Regions from separate parts of the Homo sapiens genome. Here region 1 is linked to region 2. Evidence: chromatin loops called from intact Hi-C (ENCODE). Cell type or tissue: PC-3. All regions are shown on one strand. Links, peaks and the distances in the headings refer to the core of each region. The heading gives the core; the rest is flanking DNA.

What was found. Hi-C counts contacts between places; a loop is a spot of excess contacts. Peaks named below come from ENCODE experiments on the same cell type or tissue, not always from the same donor. Only the 100,000 strongest peaks of a DNase experiment are listed, where the experiment ranks them.
Region 1: a loop joins it to region 2, with 3 times the contacts of the local background. A loop is called at or near these places in 14 of 110 quality-filtered maps.

Annotation. Positions count from the first base shown.
Region 1 is chr18:68,732,579-68,740,920 of GRCh38, forward strand. It overlaps a transcript of CCDC102B not described here. Among named protein-coding and RNA genes, the nearest start is that of TMX3, 22 kb to the left of the region's middle. In PC-3, for the core only: CTCF peaks have their summits at 1,295 (motif pointing left), 3,354, 3,557 and 4,589 (motif pointing right); DNase peaks (open chromatin) are centred at 1,923 and 3,353; H3K4me3 peaks cover 544 bases; H3K27ac peaks cover 961 bases.
Region 2 is chr18:68,656,094-68,664,435 of GRCh38, forward strand. No RefSeq gene overlaps it. Among named protein-coding and RNA genes, the nearest start is that of TMX3, 55 kb to the right of the region's middle. In PC-3, for the core only: CTCF peaks have their summits at 4,470 (motif pointing left), 4,669 and 6,880; a DNase peak (open chromatin) is centred at 4,488; H3K4me3 peaks cover 452 bases.

The sequences.
Region 1 (8,342 bases), core at 52-8,051, 76 kb after region 2:
TCAGGCGATCTGCCTGCCTCAGCCTCCCAAAGTACTGGGATTACAGGCATGACCCACAGCGCCCGGCCTACTTGAAGGCTTTCTACAGAAATGTCTCATAGTGATCTTTCTTTTGTAACCCTCACCTGCCTGCAGACAACATGAATTCATCTATTTAGAGTTAAGGTTTTCCAGTTTTCTCTTAAAATTTTTAGGATACCATAGTTCCCAGATCTATGTATTAAAAAACTATGATTTTGAGTCATCCTTGCTATGCCAGTTACAAGTTTTACAGACCAGGGACCATCATGGCTAAACATCCATCGCACAAGTGTGGAGCTCCCTTCCAGATTCCTGGGCTGCGGACTTCCATAGACTGATTTAGCCTAGGGACAAAATAAAGACATCCAATGTATAAGGAGAACTATATGAAAAAGAAAGATAGAAAAGTTGGTGGGGAAGGTTATGCTAAGGCTAGAGCGACTCAGAGAAAAAGTAGACTCAGTTAATGATCTTTATGTAAATTCGCAAGTCTTTCTGAACTAAAACAGCTCAGAAATGGAGCCAAAGCCAACCACATCAGCCCCAAGCAGTGAAGGGGATTTAATGAGGTGGGTCTGAAAGAATAGTACCAAGGACTGATGCCTTTCACACACACTCTCTTTGTCGTGGAGAATAAGACTGCTGATTCAGAATTAAAAACTACTGTTGTTTACTAACAGCCAATTAAAACATTAAAGAACAGGGGAGAAATGTCATCGCATCTTGGTTCCTTAATCTGTCAAAATTACAAATACTCTTGCTTAAGTCTCTTTGCAAATTACCTTGTGGTTGAGGAAGGAGCAAACAGGGATGAGAAGATATTTTAATACTCAACAACGGAGAGGAAAGGTAACCTTAGAGTCACAAGTTAGACAACTTTATATATATATATATATATATATATATATTTTTTTAACTTAAGCATGCTTTAAGAAGTTAGACAACTTTAGAGATTTCTTTGAAAAGAACACTGAAAATATACATTTCATAGTGTTTTATTGCAATAAACCCTTATATCAATCAACCTCACGTGTTACGATTTGCTAATCTCTATAGATAATTAACTTTAGATTTAGGAAATAAACTCACAGTAGCTTACTTAAATGGAGAATTTACCTAAGAGGACTTCCAAATTCCTTTATAACTTCAACGATTAAAAATTTTTTACACTTTATTGCATGTTTGCTCTTTCCACTTTGTGATGCCTCATAAAAGCTAAGATTATTTTTATCAACCTGTAAAGACCTTTAGGTTCCTTTACTGATAAAAATGGTGACATCTGCTGGAACTATGTAGTTCAGCATCAAAGAGTAAGGTCCGAACAACTGCCTCGACTCACATGTTGGCTGCGTTTCTGCGTTTCCAGGAGAGGTCACAGATACACTTGCAAATGGGGAAACAACAGTCTACACGTTATTTAGAATGAAGATTTATCATGGACAAAGCCAAGCTCTTTAAGACAAGATTTCAAGAGCTGAAAGCTTCTAGAATAATATCTTTGCAAAGAAACCCACACTACTAAGAAGCTTAAAAAGTCAGAAAGCAGTTAGTAATGGTTGCTATAGAAGCAACTGTAAACCTGTCCTCCGGGAGGAACAGAAGAGAATAGTTAGCTTCCCTCAGGGAAGCAGGTTCTAGGGCTCATTAAGAGGCACAGGTGACAGCAGATACCTAGCTCTGAAAAGACAAATAGTTAAGAAGTGCCTGTCTGTAAGTTTTTTTTATTACCAGAGGCTGCAGCGTTAGGGGTGTAGAGATTAGCCAGAAAAGCAGGGTGCAAACATATAAATTATTGTAAAATCCAGACTGTATTTTGTCATCAGCATTGCAGAATGTTTTGAATGACACAGTATGACAACAACAAGGGATTATAGTCATCATCTGGCTTACGGAGAAATTTTATGCGTCGTGTGTATTTAAACCACAAATACCAAAGATTTTATGTGCAGTGACTCAAATGTCACAATTTTAACTCCGTTTCAGATTTGAAGCAATGCCTGCTAATTCAGCATTCTGAAAATGAGTATCCTTGTTTATTTTTTTCATATTTTTATAAAAGTTGATATTTTTATTTTTTCTCAGGCTAGAAATACTTGATAATTTTTATTACTGTTCTCTAAATCTTATTTTCCAGAACTTGGCAGGATGAAGACAAAGTGTGTGAAAGGTATGAGTTGTTCTTTTAAATTCTCTTTTACCAACCTGCACATATTTTCTAGGAATTGAGAACTGAGTTTTTGTGGATAGTCTTTTTTAAAAAAATTATTTAGCAATTGAATTTTCAGACCACAAAATACTTTAGGGTTTCATTTGATCCACAATACCGTATCTCTTGCAGCAACTCATTTTAGTAGTATTTCCTTCATGAAAGTTTATACAGGACTTGTTTAGGGAGAAGAATTTCTGAAACTATATATTGCTGAAATACCTTTTTATTATAGCAACATTTTATTATTTATTTGTTTATTTAGAGATGGAGTCTTGCTCTGTCACCTAGGCTGGAGTGCAGTGGTGCAGTCTCGGCTCACTGCAACCTCTGCCTCCCGGGTTCAAGTGATTCTCCTGCCTCAGCCTCCTGAGTAACTGAGACTACAGGCGTGCGCCACCACACCCGGCTAATTTTTGTATTTTTTTTTTTTAGGAGAGACAGGGTTTCACCATGTTGGCCAGGATGGTCTCAAACTCCTGACCTCAGGCGATCTGCCTGCCTCGGCCTCCCAAACTGCTGGAATTACAGGGGTGAGGCAGCGCGCCAGGGCTATAGCAACATTTTAAAAGGACATTTGCTTGGGTATATAATTTTATATCCAACATTCTTTTCCTTAAATATTTAAAAATATCCCACTCCTTCCTTTGTTGCATCCATTTTTGTTGCTACATCTGATATTCTGATCCTTGCTTCTTTGCAGGTGATCTCTGACTCACTGTAAGCTTTGTAAATTTCTCTATGCCTTGCATGTTCTAAAATTTCTCTCTAGCATTTCCAGGCATAGTTTTTCTTTGCATATCCTGTTTGGCCCAAAGGCAAATCTGGCAATGAAAACCCAACTCCTCACACACCCGTGACTCTGCTGAACTGCTTGCACTTCTTACCAGGTGTCCTCATCACACTGCTTTGCCCATATCCAGGACTCTTTAACCAGAGGTGCATTTTTTTGATAAGTGATATGTGAGATCCAGTATAAACTAACCAATTAAAAACACCTCATGTTGTAAGATCTGTGTGCTCTGTTGTTCTAACTGAATGTTTTTATCTACAAAGCATGTCTTTTGCCAATTTCTCTTCTAACGGGGTTAATTCCATCCTTAGAACCTGGCATTAGAGGGACATCATGTGGTAGTATAAGGTTATGCAGGCAGGCTTGTCAGCAGCATTCTTTGTGAATCACTTTTCTCTTGAGAGATCAACTCTTCATTCACAGAATGCACTTTTGCTAACAATTATCATATGCCAAATATCATATCCTTTATACAAAAACAATACTTTGTCACTGTATAATGGATTAAATTATTTAGGTGGAGAGGAATTTTTAGGATTTTTTTTAAAGTTTTTGAAATAAATATAGGGAATAACAATTCTAAAGGTTGTTTTAGGATATACACTAATCAAGAGTATAAAACTACCCAGTGGATGTCACTTTTCAGAATGCCTTAAAGTCATTAACATTTGAATCCTAACCAAATTTTAAAATAAGTGTGAATGTTGCTTGCTCGTCAGAAACAGTGATGATAATCTTAAAGTCCAGGAATGGCATCTGTGAAACACAAACATCTTTCTCCAACTTGATGGTGAATTAACGCTGAGTATGAGCTAACGTAAGAGCTTTATTATTTAAATTGTGTATTTTAATAGTATTCTGATCAAAACCATTATTAATGTTGTTGCCTTGCACCGCGCACATCTTTATATCATTGTGTTCTAATATGAGATAAGCATATGGTTCTTATATAATTTTTTAATGTAATAGTGTTAGTTATGTTTGTGCTGTGTTTTCTTTACATGTTTTTATTTTGAAGATTTACATCAGATCCAGTTATTTATAGGCCCTTTTACATGGAGGCAGCAAGAGGAATGAGGAAGAAGCAAACTCAGAAACCTGTGATAAACCCATCAGATCTCATGAGACTTATTCCCTATCACTAGAATAGCACGGGAAAGACCGACCCCCATGATTCAATTACCTCCCCATGGGTCCCTCCCACAACAAGTGGGAATTCTGAGAGATACAATTCAGTTTGAGATTTGGGTGGGGACACAGCCAAACCATATCAATATCTTATGTTCTTTTTTATACTAAATCTTTGAAATCTAGTGTGCAAACAATCGTATCTCACTTCAGGTGCTCGACAGGTGTGTGTGGCGAGTGACGATGATATCCAGTGGCACACACCTCAACTGCACAAGAGTTGGTTAAGTCTTGAGCCAAAGGGGTCAATGTTTGTACCCCCAATTCAGTTATTGGCTATACTCTGCCCTCAGAGGGTTGGGAGGAGTAGTCTCAAAGGCAAAGTGGTTCCTGTTTGTCTGAGGGTGATTTTTCTTGAGAAGGTGTTCTCTTTGAGTTTTACCAGCAGGGGGTGGGCATGGGGGTAACATGTCTGGGCACCCGAAAACAAAGTATTCTTGACAGTCCCTGGGGACGCTCATGTACACTTGTTTCTCACATTAAGTTCCTTCAGTGCACACAGGGCTTCTCCAGGATTACATTTTTTTTCTGAGAAAACTATGAGGAAGGCCAGTGGGACCAATGATAGCTCCCACTGCAGGCTTGGTCCCAACACTCTCTCATACCCAAGATCTCCCTTCTCCACCAGCGTTATAGATTCTCCTCCCCATTGACTGGCGCTTGTGGTGGTGGTGGTGGTGGTGGTAGTGGCAGTGGTGTGTGTATGTGTGTGTGTCTGTGTGTGTGTGAAGGGAGGGTTGTGTGTGTGTGTATGTGAAGGGAGGGTTTTCTCAAACTCTCATTGCTGCAGGATCTGACTCCCTGTTTATTTTGCCCTTATTAATGGCTATGATTGGCTGTAGAGTTAAATCCACAATGCTAGTAACAAAAGACATCCTGGTAGATCACCAGAGTGCAAGATATCTTCTGCTCTGTCTCAATTATGTAGCAGCAGCCCTGTTTCTTCATGATTACAGTTAATTGCTCCTGCTAATAGAGCAACTTCTTTCTGAGCTAGTTACTTCACTAGCACAAAGAACATAAACTGAGCAGTAATAACTTTAAGTTTAGTGCAATCCACATTGTTCCTCTTGGTGGAAGTGATTTCTTCTGGGAATCAGGAATGCTGCACCCACAGAGACTATATTTGTGCACATTGGAAGTACAAATCCCTTGAATGTGGATGGCAGTGAATGGCTACTTCCCCCTTTCTCTACCTAGACACATGTATTTTACATTTTGAGGACCATATAATGACCACTCATTTAATGTGTGTATTGCATAATAAAAGATAGTACACCATCCCCTTGCAGGGTGTCACATTGAAGCTCATGACTCCCTGTATCTACAAAGCCTACTTTATCACAGGTCATGGTTCTTGCATGCTGTGGGAGGAGGTAGGACCGGGGTATTCCTTGGTCGTATGTCCACTGCTTCACCTCCATTGCTATAAAGTGGGTATCTGAGAATGAGTTGATCGTATGCAGGATCCTATGTGAGCAGAGTAGACATTCTTTGCTACAGAAATATGTAGCAAAGAATAAGAATAAGATGTCTTATCTAAAGATGTCTCTTTGGATAAGAGTGCTTGCTGAGATATTGCAGACAGGAAAGGCAGACTCTTACCTGGAATACGGGTCTATCCCATCCAAGATTACATATTACTTGGAAGAATGGAGGGGATCTGATATAATCATTTCCAAATAATGTCCAATATAGACCGTCTGAGAGGTGCTCTCAGCACTGGTCCCCGATGGTGGTGTGACAGAGCTTCAGCAGCTGCTGTAGCTAATTCACCCTTTGCCAAAAGAATCTCTTGCCGTTGGACCCATGCATCTCTGCCACGATGGCTGCTTCATCTGAGCCCATTGCATAAGCACCGGGATGACTGTGAGAATGGAGTTTGACTAACATTTATTTTTTAATTTATCTTGTCTACTTGCTTGATGAGTGTCTCTTTGGCAGTAGCTGCTTCTGTGGGCAGTAACCTGATTTAGAAGGATCTCCACACTTTGTTCCCACTCCATGCCTCCCACGCATCTCATCTGCATGCCTCTCCCCAGACCTCTCTGAATCCAATCTACCAGGCCTGCTCTTCCTAGGCCTCTGACTGCACATTCAGCACTCCCCATGATACGCCCTTATTTTAGCCATATCTGTTTTCACACAAAGTGGATGGCCAGGCACATTGCCTGAACCTCTGGCCATTGGACTGTAGATGAGCAGCCTTTTGTTTTTTTTTTTTTTAGACCAGGTCTTGCTGTCACCCAGGCTGGAGTAGTACAGTGGTGCAATTTCACATCACTGCAACCTCCACCTCCCAGGATCAAGCGATTCTTGTGCCTCAGCCTCCCAAATAGGTGGGATTACAGGCATGTACCACCATGCCCAGCTAATTTCTTGTATTTTTAGTAGAGACGGGTTTTCGCTGTGTTGGCCAGGCTGGTCTCAAACTCCTGGTCTAAAGTGATCTGCCCAACTTGGCCTCCTAAAGTGCTGAGATTAACAGGCGTGAGCCACTGTGCCATTTAGCCAGCTACCATTTGTTTTTGATATGCACCGAAATTTCTAGCAGGCTCACTGTTTCATGAACAAAGCTTGAGCTTTTTATTCTTTTCCTTTGCTTTTACTCACCCCATCCCCTGCTGCCATGATGCCATAGGCGTGAGCTTAGGACAGATACCTGTTCACTACTGGCAGGTGACATGAGAGTCTAGGTCAACATTTTATGCAACTTACTTGTGACCTCTGAGCCTGCCCATGTTTGATACTGGATGTGATTAGTCCATTGTACTACAGATTATGGCAGGGTCCACCTATAACTTGGTGTTTCTGAGAGTACACAATATAGTATTTTTGTCCATGACGTCACTTGGTGACTTCATATCTCTAATTCCACTATTACCCAGTAGTAAATCAGAGACTGTTTTACAAATGGTGTATGTAGTTATTTTTTGCAGATGACATGCCTTCTTCCAAACCTAGAGATTTAGCCACAGCCTCTTGCTGGGGCTTACCAGAAGCTCCTCCTGTCATCTGTCTCTATTAAGACACATCTGGAAATATGAGATGGCCCAGGTAGTAGGATTGCTGCTACACAGCCTGGAACAGCTGCAGAGCTTCCTTGTTGTGTGCTGCCTTCTGAAAAAGCAACTTGTGTCCCAAGATAATTGGATTATGATATCATTACTAGTATGACATATGTTGAATTAAGTGGTATTCTAAAAATAGTTAAATAGATATTGAAACACAGTCCTGTGTTATCTCTTAAGGAAGGATTTCTCAACCTCAGTACTATGGACATTCTGGGTCAGATAATTCTTTGTTATGGAGAAGCGTCCTGTACAGTTTAGGATGTTTACCAGCACCTTGGCTTTTACCCACTAGATTCCTGCAGCACCTGCCCCAGTTGAGACAACCAAAAATGTCTCCAAATATTGCCCAATGTCCCTTAGGGGATAATCAACCCCAGTTAAGAACCACTTGTTATGTGATTCTCTAGAATTTCTCCTGTATTGATAAAATGAATGTTTGCTGTCATTTTAAAGATCTAGGAAAATTTTTCTCCAACATCAATCTTAGTTTTGAAGAGGTTACAAAATCTTTGTTTCCTCGAGTTGTAAGTAAAATAAAAATGATTATAAAACTTAAAATCCCCATTATAGTTTCCATATGAAACATTTGCAAGTCAAAGAAAGTTTTGCTTTGGTTTTACAGGATTGTTACTCCTATGCCATGATCAGATCATTCATGTGATCTCTAACATCGATGTGAGATTGACATATGATGGAATAGGGTGTTGGCAAACACTTGCTTTTAATGTGAGGAAAATCCACCAGTGCAGTGGTGAGGAGGTGAGGACCTTGGCCATTGCTGGCATTGGAGGTGGTGGAGTAGATCGCATGAGTAACCCAGTGCTGCCTCGGACGGGACGGGTACATCTGTCTACAACTGCCTCAAGCCTTTTCATCCCTCACACTAACCTAGGCCCCATTTTAGCCTGTTTCAATAATAAAGTAATATTTAAGTATATATACTATGAATATGTATATATATGTACTTATGAAATATTTAAGTATATATAAATTACTAAAGTAACACTGAATTCTATTTGCTTTAGAAGTACCTTATCTATCAGTTTGCTCAGCATGGAGA
Region 2 (8,342 bases), core at 319-8,318:
TAATGTATTACATTAATGTGCTACATCGGTTACGATAAATGGACTAATATTGGTATATTATTATTAATTAAAGCTCATATTTTATTCATATTTCCTTCCTTTTTACCTAGCATCCTTTTGCTGTGCCAGGATCTCATCCTAGCTACCACATTACATTTGCTTTTTACGTCTCCTTAGGCTCAGCTGTAATTCTTACCCATGTTAAGTTTTCTTACGACAAAAACAAAAAAAATACTTTTGGAGGTGATGGATATATTTATTGCCTTGATTAAACCTAGAACTTATGAGTATATCCATATACCCAAACTCATTAAATGTTATTCATTAAATATGCACTGTCTTTTGTATATCAATTATACCTCAATAAAGCTATTATTTTAAAGAAAGATTTAACTATTTAACTACATGAGGTAGCTTTGTCATGTGTCCATTTGGCTAGGCTGAAAAACATTTCCCAGAATTCTCCCTCTTCTATGTTTCCCATTAGCATGGGCCACACGTACATGTTTTTGAGTGAGATTTGCAGGGTGGAAGTAAAGCCATAGCATTTGTAGCCCACACACTGTGATACTCGTCTGCTGACTAAGCTCATTGGCCGGAGGCAGAATCTTGTCCTACACATGTCCTTACACAGCTTGACTTTTGCTTCTGTGCTTCCTGGGCCAATTTCTCAATACCTTCAAAGGTCCTGACTTCTGAAATGACACTCGTAACACAAGGTGAGCACCAGAAGAACTAACACAGGTGAAAGTCACTCCTGGGGGTTTCAGCTGTGCTTATGGACTCCATCACCTCCCATTCATGTTTTCTTCCAAAGTGCCTACCCTGTGAACTTTAGTAAACTTCAAACTCCAACATCAGATGTGAAGACAACAGCCTTAGAAGGACTGCCTAACTAGCTCACACAGTTCCAACAAATCCTTATAACAAATCTGTGTGTGTGTGTGTTAGTCTGCTCTCACACTGCTATGAAGTGATATCCAAGACTGGGTAATTTATAAAGGAAAGAGGTTTGACTCACAGTTCTGCATGGGTGGGGAGGCCTCAGGAAACATACAATCACGACGAAGGTGAAAGAGAAGCAGGCACCCTCTTTACAGGGCGGCAGGACAGAGTAAGTGCAAGCAGGGCTAGACGCTTTTAAAACCGTCAGATCTTGTGAGACTGACTCTCACGAGAATAGCATAGAGAAAACTGGCCCCATGGTTCAATTACCTCCACCTGGTCCTCGCCTTGACACATGGGGATTATGGGGATAACAATTCGAGGTGAGATTTGGATGGGGACACAGAGCCAAACAATATTAGCGTGTGTTTGTATATATGCATTTAGATATGTATCTTCTGGTGTTTTTACCTCTCTGATTGAACCCTGCTGAAACAGAATTTGCTATTGAGAGTGGTTCCAGAGAAAGAGAATATTAAGGATATGTTCTACGCATTGGTTCTGGGATTTCTGGAACCGGTTCTCTGATTTAATTAGATTTAAAAGCACAAATGATCGAGTTTCCAGTGCAATGGAGCATTAGTAACCCATGCATGCAGTGTCAGAACCGTTTAGACAATCACACCAGCGTCTGTAAGAGTAAAGGTTCCAGGTGACCAAGCATTTGCTGTCTTAGGATATTTTGGTGAAAATAATAGGTAAAATTGGATGGATTTATTGCTGCTAGAAGTGGAGAACTTGGGAAAAGAAAATGAGATCCTCTTTTGCTGAAGTTGGGTTACTGAACTGAGAGTGAATGAAATCCTGAAAACTGGCGTGAGAACATGTGGAGAGATTCTGATTAAACTGGGCACCTCGAACACCGAATCCCACCGAGCACCCTTTGTTGGTAGAAGCAGCTTTCTCAACTCTGTGCAGAAGTTTGTCCTCTTTGGCCAAAAACACCTGTAGTTACCTCCTTCCTGGAGGTAGTTGCCAACAGGCCCCAATTTATGAAAATTTACGTGTGACCAGTGAGGAGGTATAAGGCCAACTGAAAGAATGGCATTATTTTGCCCATTCATATTGACTGAAACCCAAGGGTTTGTATCAAAATATAAATAAATCCTAAAACCTAATAAGTGAAGGATAATCCAGTTTTTTAATGGGCAAGGGATCTGAATAGAAACTTATCTAAAGAAGACAGACAAGTGGCCAACATGCACATAAGAAGATACTCAAATTATTAGTCACTAAGGAAATGCATATCAAAACTACAGACGACATGTTATACCCTTTAAGATGATTAAAATAAAAGAGACAAACAATAAGTTTTGGCAAGGATTTGAATAAATTGGAACCTTCATACAGAATAGGTTAAAGTTTGCCTAGGGCTGGTTGGTGAGGGATGAGGAATATAAAGAAAAGGGAGTGACTGCTAATGGGAACAGGGTTCCTTTTGATGTGATGAAATATCCTAAAATTAGGTAGTGGTTACAGTTACATAAGTATGGGAATGTATATAAATAAAACAACAACACTGTGCAATTTAAAAGGTTAAATTTTATGGTATATGAATAAAGCTGTCTTTAAATACAGCTGTCTAAATAAAGGTCTAGGGATATTGGAATGTTAGTGTGGATTTATCAAGTATGACCTGCTCTGGAAAGACCTAGAAGACATATCTTTCCTCACAGCTGTGAGAAATCAACTCAAGGGGGAAGCTCCAGCATTTTTGAAGAGTTCTCTCTTCTGTAAGTCGGAAATCACAAGGAAACTGCTACACTGAAGTGGGCTCTCTACCCAAGAGAAGGAATGGGATTCCAGGATGGCGGAAGCTGTTGGGAGCTGTTGGAACAAAAGAATCCTTTCTTTCCCCTCTGGAGTTTTAATATTTGAGTCTGACAGAAAAACTGACAATAGACCAATTAACAGGAAAAAGGCAAACACATTTATTATGTGCACGGGGGCATCACAGGAAGCTGAGGACTCCATAACAATGGAATTTGGAAGGCTATGTGCCCTTCTTCATCGGGAGAAGGAGTAGAGGATGAAGACATGTTAGAGGGGGAGAAAATAACTTTTAGAGCAGATGAGTGGGCCTGGAAAACAGACAACCATCTGGTACAAAGTCATCTGGACTCTAGGTGTGGTGTCAACTGTAGTCTTCTTTCTGTGATATGCCTCAGTCTCACCCTGTTGATAAGACATCTGGGGAAGGGATTCACAACAATTGACTATGTTCTGGAGGATCTGGCCTTTAGTAGATGGGAATACTTCAGGGAAAGCCCATCCCTGCATTTGCTGTTCCCTAGGAGCTCTCATTTTGAAGTCCAAAGCGGCATATTTAAGGGGATTATTAATATTTCCTGAGCTCCAACAGAGCCAAGTGAGGGCACTTAGTCACTGAAGACAAGGTGAGTTACTGGAATGGCCAATTGTATAACGTCTGATAGTCAAACTAGAACTGAAACTGATGGACAGTCCAGTGAAATTTTACTTGGCCTGATTAAGCGGAAAAGCTGTAGTCTGTTGAACTGAAGTCTGAATTGAATAACCAAAATGAGAGTCATGTCCCTCAATTAATTTACATTTCATACACTCAAAGCCGCTGAAATGGCTGCCCTGTGCCCAAATTCTTACCCCTGAGGCAGGGTGAAGAAAGCCTGAAGCCATCCCATTGAAAAAAAGACACTGCTGCATAGCAAAACAAAAATAATTTACACCTGCAAATCATCCTCTTTATGATCCCACCCAAGGACTCAATCTATTTAACATAATGACAGCTTTGGGTAAGAAAAAATGATCAGATCTTGAGGAATTATAGGATTTATTTCATGGTTCTAAACTGACAATACTTCCTGTGGTCACCGGTCAGAGTAGGAAATTGTGGCTGTCAGATAACTGATGGAGTGTTAGCTGGAGTCTGCCTCACAGTGGGCCACCTTCTGATTATTTTCCTAGCACCAGAATGGTTACAGCATCTGCAAATAACTTGCAGAATTCCCGTGTGTACCTGACCATGGAGTGAAAAGAGAGCAAAACGGAAGCCACTGGAACGGCCCCTGCCTTTGACAATAGTAAACCCAAGGTAGTACACATTCCTGGAGTGCAGAGATTGTTGCCACCATCAAGGACTCGAGAGATGCAGGGGTGGGGATTCCATTCTATTCATCTATTTTGTCTGTGTAGATAGCAAATGGATATTGGAGAATGAAAGCCGATTATTGAAAATTTAATCAGATGGGGACTCCAGTTGCAGCTGTTGTTCCAAATGTGGCTTTGCTAGAGGAAATTCACACATCCCCTTGTATCTGGCATGTGACTATGGACCTGGTGAGTACTTTTTCCCTCTATACCAGGAAAACTTGCAAGCTGAATCCAGCCTGTATCCTATTTTTGAAGAGCTCTTAAGCTAAGAAAGGTTTTTACATTTTTAAAGAGTTAAAACAAACAAACAAACAAACAAAGACTGTATGACAGAATCTGTGGGACCCAAAGACTAAATTATTTAATTGCCTGTCTCTTTATAGAAACAAGTTTGCTGACCCCTTGTGGTGCTTTAGAGAAAATATTTTTGTAGCTGAACAAATTTTGCTGAAATGGGACCAGGACTAAATACAAGCCTCGGAAAATAATTTTTGACTGCCTATGTAAAACTCCAGAAAACTTTACCCCCTGGAGGTATTTGTCTTCATTTCAGAAGGGTGTGGAGACCTGGGCTGGGAGACGCGGGGTTGCAGAGCTGGAGACAGTGGTGTTATCTTGCCCCTGGTGAGATGGATTTATATCCTAAAGGGTTGGAGATAAGACTCAGGGTCCTCCTGAAGAAGCAAAAGTTCTCTCCCTTCTTTGAGGAAGAAAGCTGGACAGCATGCACAGAAGCACCTGGACTCTTCCCAGGATTTTCGCCTGAAATACAAATACCTTATGCACAGGATGGCTTCAGGCTTCCATCACGCTGCCCCAGGGATAGGAATTTGGGCACAGGGCAACCATGAAATTGTTTCCTGGAAAGTAAATAATGATTAATCCACTCTAGTCCAGAGACCTTATGGATGCATTCAGTATAAAATTAATAATATGACTATTAAAAACCTAAGATTTCTGCTTTATACTTCTTAGTGAAGATCATAAGCAAGTATTTGCTTTAAGCTGAAAAAGTTGGCAATATGTCCTTCGGGGATATATCAGTTCTCAGTTCCATACCAGAATCAAGCCCTAGGGAACTTCACCGTCCTTCAGTGATTTATCGGTTCTTCAGTCCCATACTGTCCCTCATTGTCCTTTAGGGATTTATCAATTCTTCAGTCCCATACTATTCTTCACTGTCCTTCAGTGATTTATCAATTCTTCAGTCCCATACTGTCCCTCACTGTCCTTCAGGGATTTATCAATTCTTCAGTCCCATACCAGAATCTAGCCCAAGGGAACTTCAGTGTTCTTCAGAGATTTATCAGTTCTTCAGTCCCATACTATTCTTCACTGTCCTTCAGTGATTTATCAATTCTTCAGTCCCATACTGTCTCTCACTGTCCTTCAGGGATTTATCAATTCTTCAGTCCCATACCAGAATCTAGCCCAGGGGAAATTTTATGGTTTTTTTCTTCCTTCTCTGAGTGTCACAGTGGTGTATTGCACTGATATTAAGCTGATCGTATCAGTTTGCTAGGGGTGCCATAACAGAGTAGCACAGACTGGCTGAAACAACAGACATTTTGTTTTCTCACAATTCTGGAGGTTAGAATTCCAAGATCAAGGTGTGTGTTGGCAGGGTTGGTTTCTTCTGCGATCTCTCTCCATGGCTTCTAGATACTACTTTCTTCCAGTGTCTTCAAAATGGTATTCCCTCTGGAACAAATTTCTTCTTCCAGCAGGACACTAGTCACATTGGATTAGGGCCTATGCTAATGACTTCATTTTAACTTAATTACTTCTTTCAAGGTTCTATCTCCAAATATAGTCATGTTCTGAAGTACTGGGAATTAGGACTCCAACACACGAATTTGATGGTTGCGGGGGGGGGGGTGGTGGTCATAATTCGGCCCATAACACAGACTAAACCTGCTGAGCAGGAAGTTGCAACTACCCTAGACACATTGGTGAGACACTGCATGTCAGAGGACAGAAAATGAAAATAAGTCCTCCAAAAATTTAGAGGTCTTTCATTTTGGTGAAGTCACTGATGGTCCAATAGTCTGGGACATATCAAGATACTACTTCTAAGGTGAAGGTCAGGTTGTGGAATCTGTTCCCAATCACTAAGAAAGATGTATCAATGTCTAATAAATTTCATCAGATGCTGGAGACAACATGTACCTCATCTGGGCCCATGACTTCAACTCATTTGCTAAGTGACCTAAACACTTGCCAGTTTTGAGTGGGGTCCAGAACAAGGAAAGGCTCTACAGTAGTGCGGGCTCTACATGGACAGTGAGACCCAGCACATGTGATGTGTTTATCTAGGTGGCAGACTGAGATGCTGGTTGGTGCTTTGGGCAAGTTGATAAGAGAATCACAGTGCAAACACTCAAGATTCTGGAGCAAGACCATATTGTCTTCTGTAGGTGTCTATTTATTTACCTTTGGAGAAACAGCTGTTGGCCTTAGCAGCTGACTGCTTGAACTTGGACCACTAACTTGCCATGTGAGCTGAGTTTTTCATCATGACAAGGTGTTGGCTGATCCAATGAGCCATAAATTTGGACATGTACAGCAGCAGCCTTCCATTGTTAAATGAAGTAATATGTATGGGATTTGGCTTGATTAGGTCTTCAGGGAACTAGTAAATTGCATGAGAAAGTACCCTAGATGCCTCTGACCTGTACTTCTGATACATTACCTTCTCCCTTTCAGTACGGCCTCATGAGGAGGTCTCTATGATGAGTCGTCTTGGGAAGAAAAAATGTGGTCATTTCTGCCTGTGGAATTCATTTCACTTTAACAGCATGCAATTCATTCGTCTCACCATTAGTCTTCCCCATCCTCCTGAAGCAGCTAGCTTGATTGAAGAGTAGAATGGCATTTGGAAGACTCCAGTACAGTCCCAGCCTAGGCTGGGCCCTATCTACCCAGATGGTAACTGTCTGCAGGGCTTGGACAAAATATGTATCGGGATCTAATATAAAGCACTATTTCTCCCATAATAAGGATTCATGGGTCTGAGAATCGAGGGGTGAAATGAGAGGAACCTCCTTTCATTATTATTCCTAGTAACCCACAAACAAAATTCTTCCTTCTAGTCTCTGCCCCTTTAGGCTCTGCTGGTCTAGATATCTTATTCCAAAGGGAGAAACCCTTCTATCAGGCACCACCTGGCCACTTTGAGTTCCTCACGCCACTAAATCAACAAGCAAAGAAGGGGTTGCTGCACCTGCCGGGGCATTTAATCCAGATTACCAAGGAGAAATCAAGTGGCTTCTATATATCAGGGGTGAGGAGAGGTTGTCTAGAATACAGCATGCCCTCTGAGTTGCCCCTCAGCTCTCAGATTTTCTGTGATTAAGGTCAATGGAAAATTATAACAACCTGATTCAAACAGAACCTTTCCAAAAAGAAAATTTACATCACCTCATTAGGCAAGGAACAATGACCAGCTGGGAATTGCTGAGGGCAAAGAGAATATGACATGGGAAGTGGAAGGAGGTGGTTATAAATACAGTTACGATCATATGACCAGTAGTAGAAACAAGGATTGTAATAGTCATGAGTATTTCTACTTTAGTTTTGAAATGAATATATATTTATATATGCACATACACACGTGTTATGCATAGTATAAATATTTTTGTTTTTTTAACCTCTCTTATCCCCTTAGTATCTACCGTAAGCTGTGTTAGCAGAACTTAACATAGCATTATGTTAAACAGAAGCTTGCCTTAGATACCATCTTTATTTGGTGATCAAGTGTGGTTCAGGATTATAGCACCAGGTGTATGGCTGCTGGTGGCCGCAGGTAGCCTCTTGCGGCTTTCTAATGTGTCAGCTTGGCTATGCAGAATACCTTCAAATTCCTGCCCTGCGTTATTCCTCTGAAGATGAACCACAAAGGGATCTCATGTGAGAGTGAGGGCAGAATTCAAGATGCAGACATTTGCAGCTCACACACACGGCTGACCTCGACATCTCCTCACTGGGAGGCATGGCTGGGCCTGAAGATGCTCCACCTTTATCTAGGTCCTCTTGCTGCTTCTCAGTCAGATTTTGGGTTTAGCACCATCAGGAAGCCTTTGGAAGGGCTCTCAAAGCACCAAGATCAGTGGCAACAAGAACTGAGATGGGTTTCAAGCTCAGGCAGCAGATGCAAAGCTCAGGCAACAGATGCAAAGACCATAGCCTTACAGAGATGTTCAACCTGCTCCCACCCACTGTGTAAATTCAAAGTCTCGTAGTAAATGTGTGTCGGTGCGGTGGGGGGA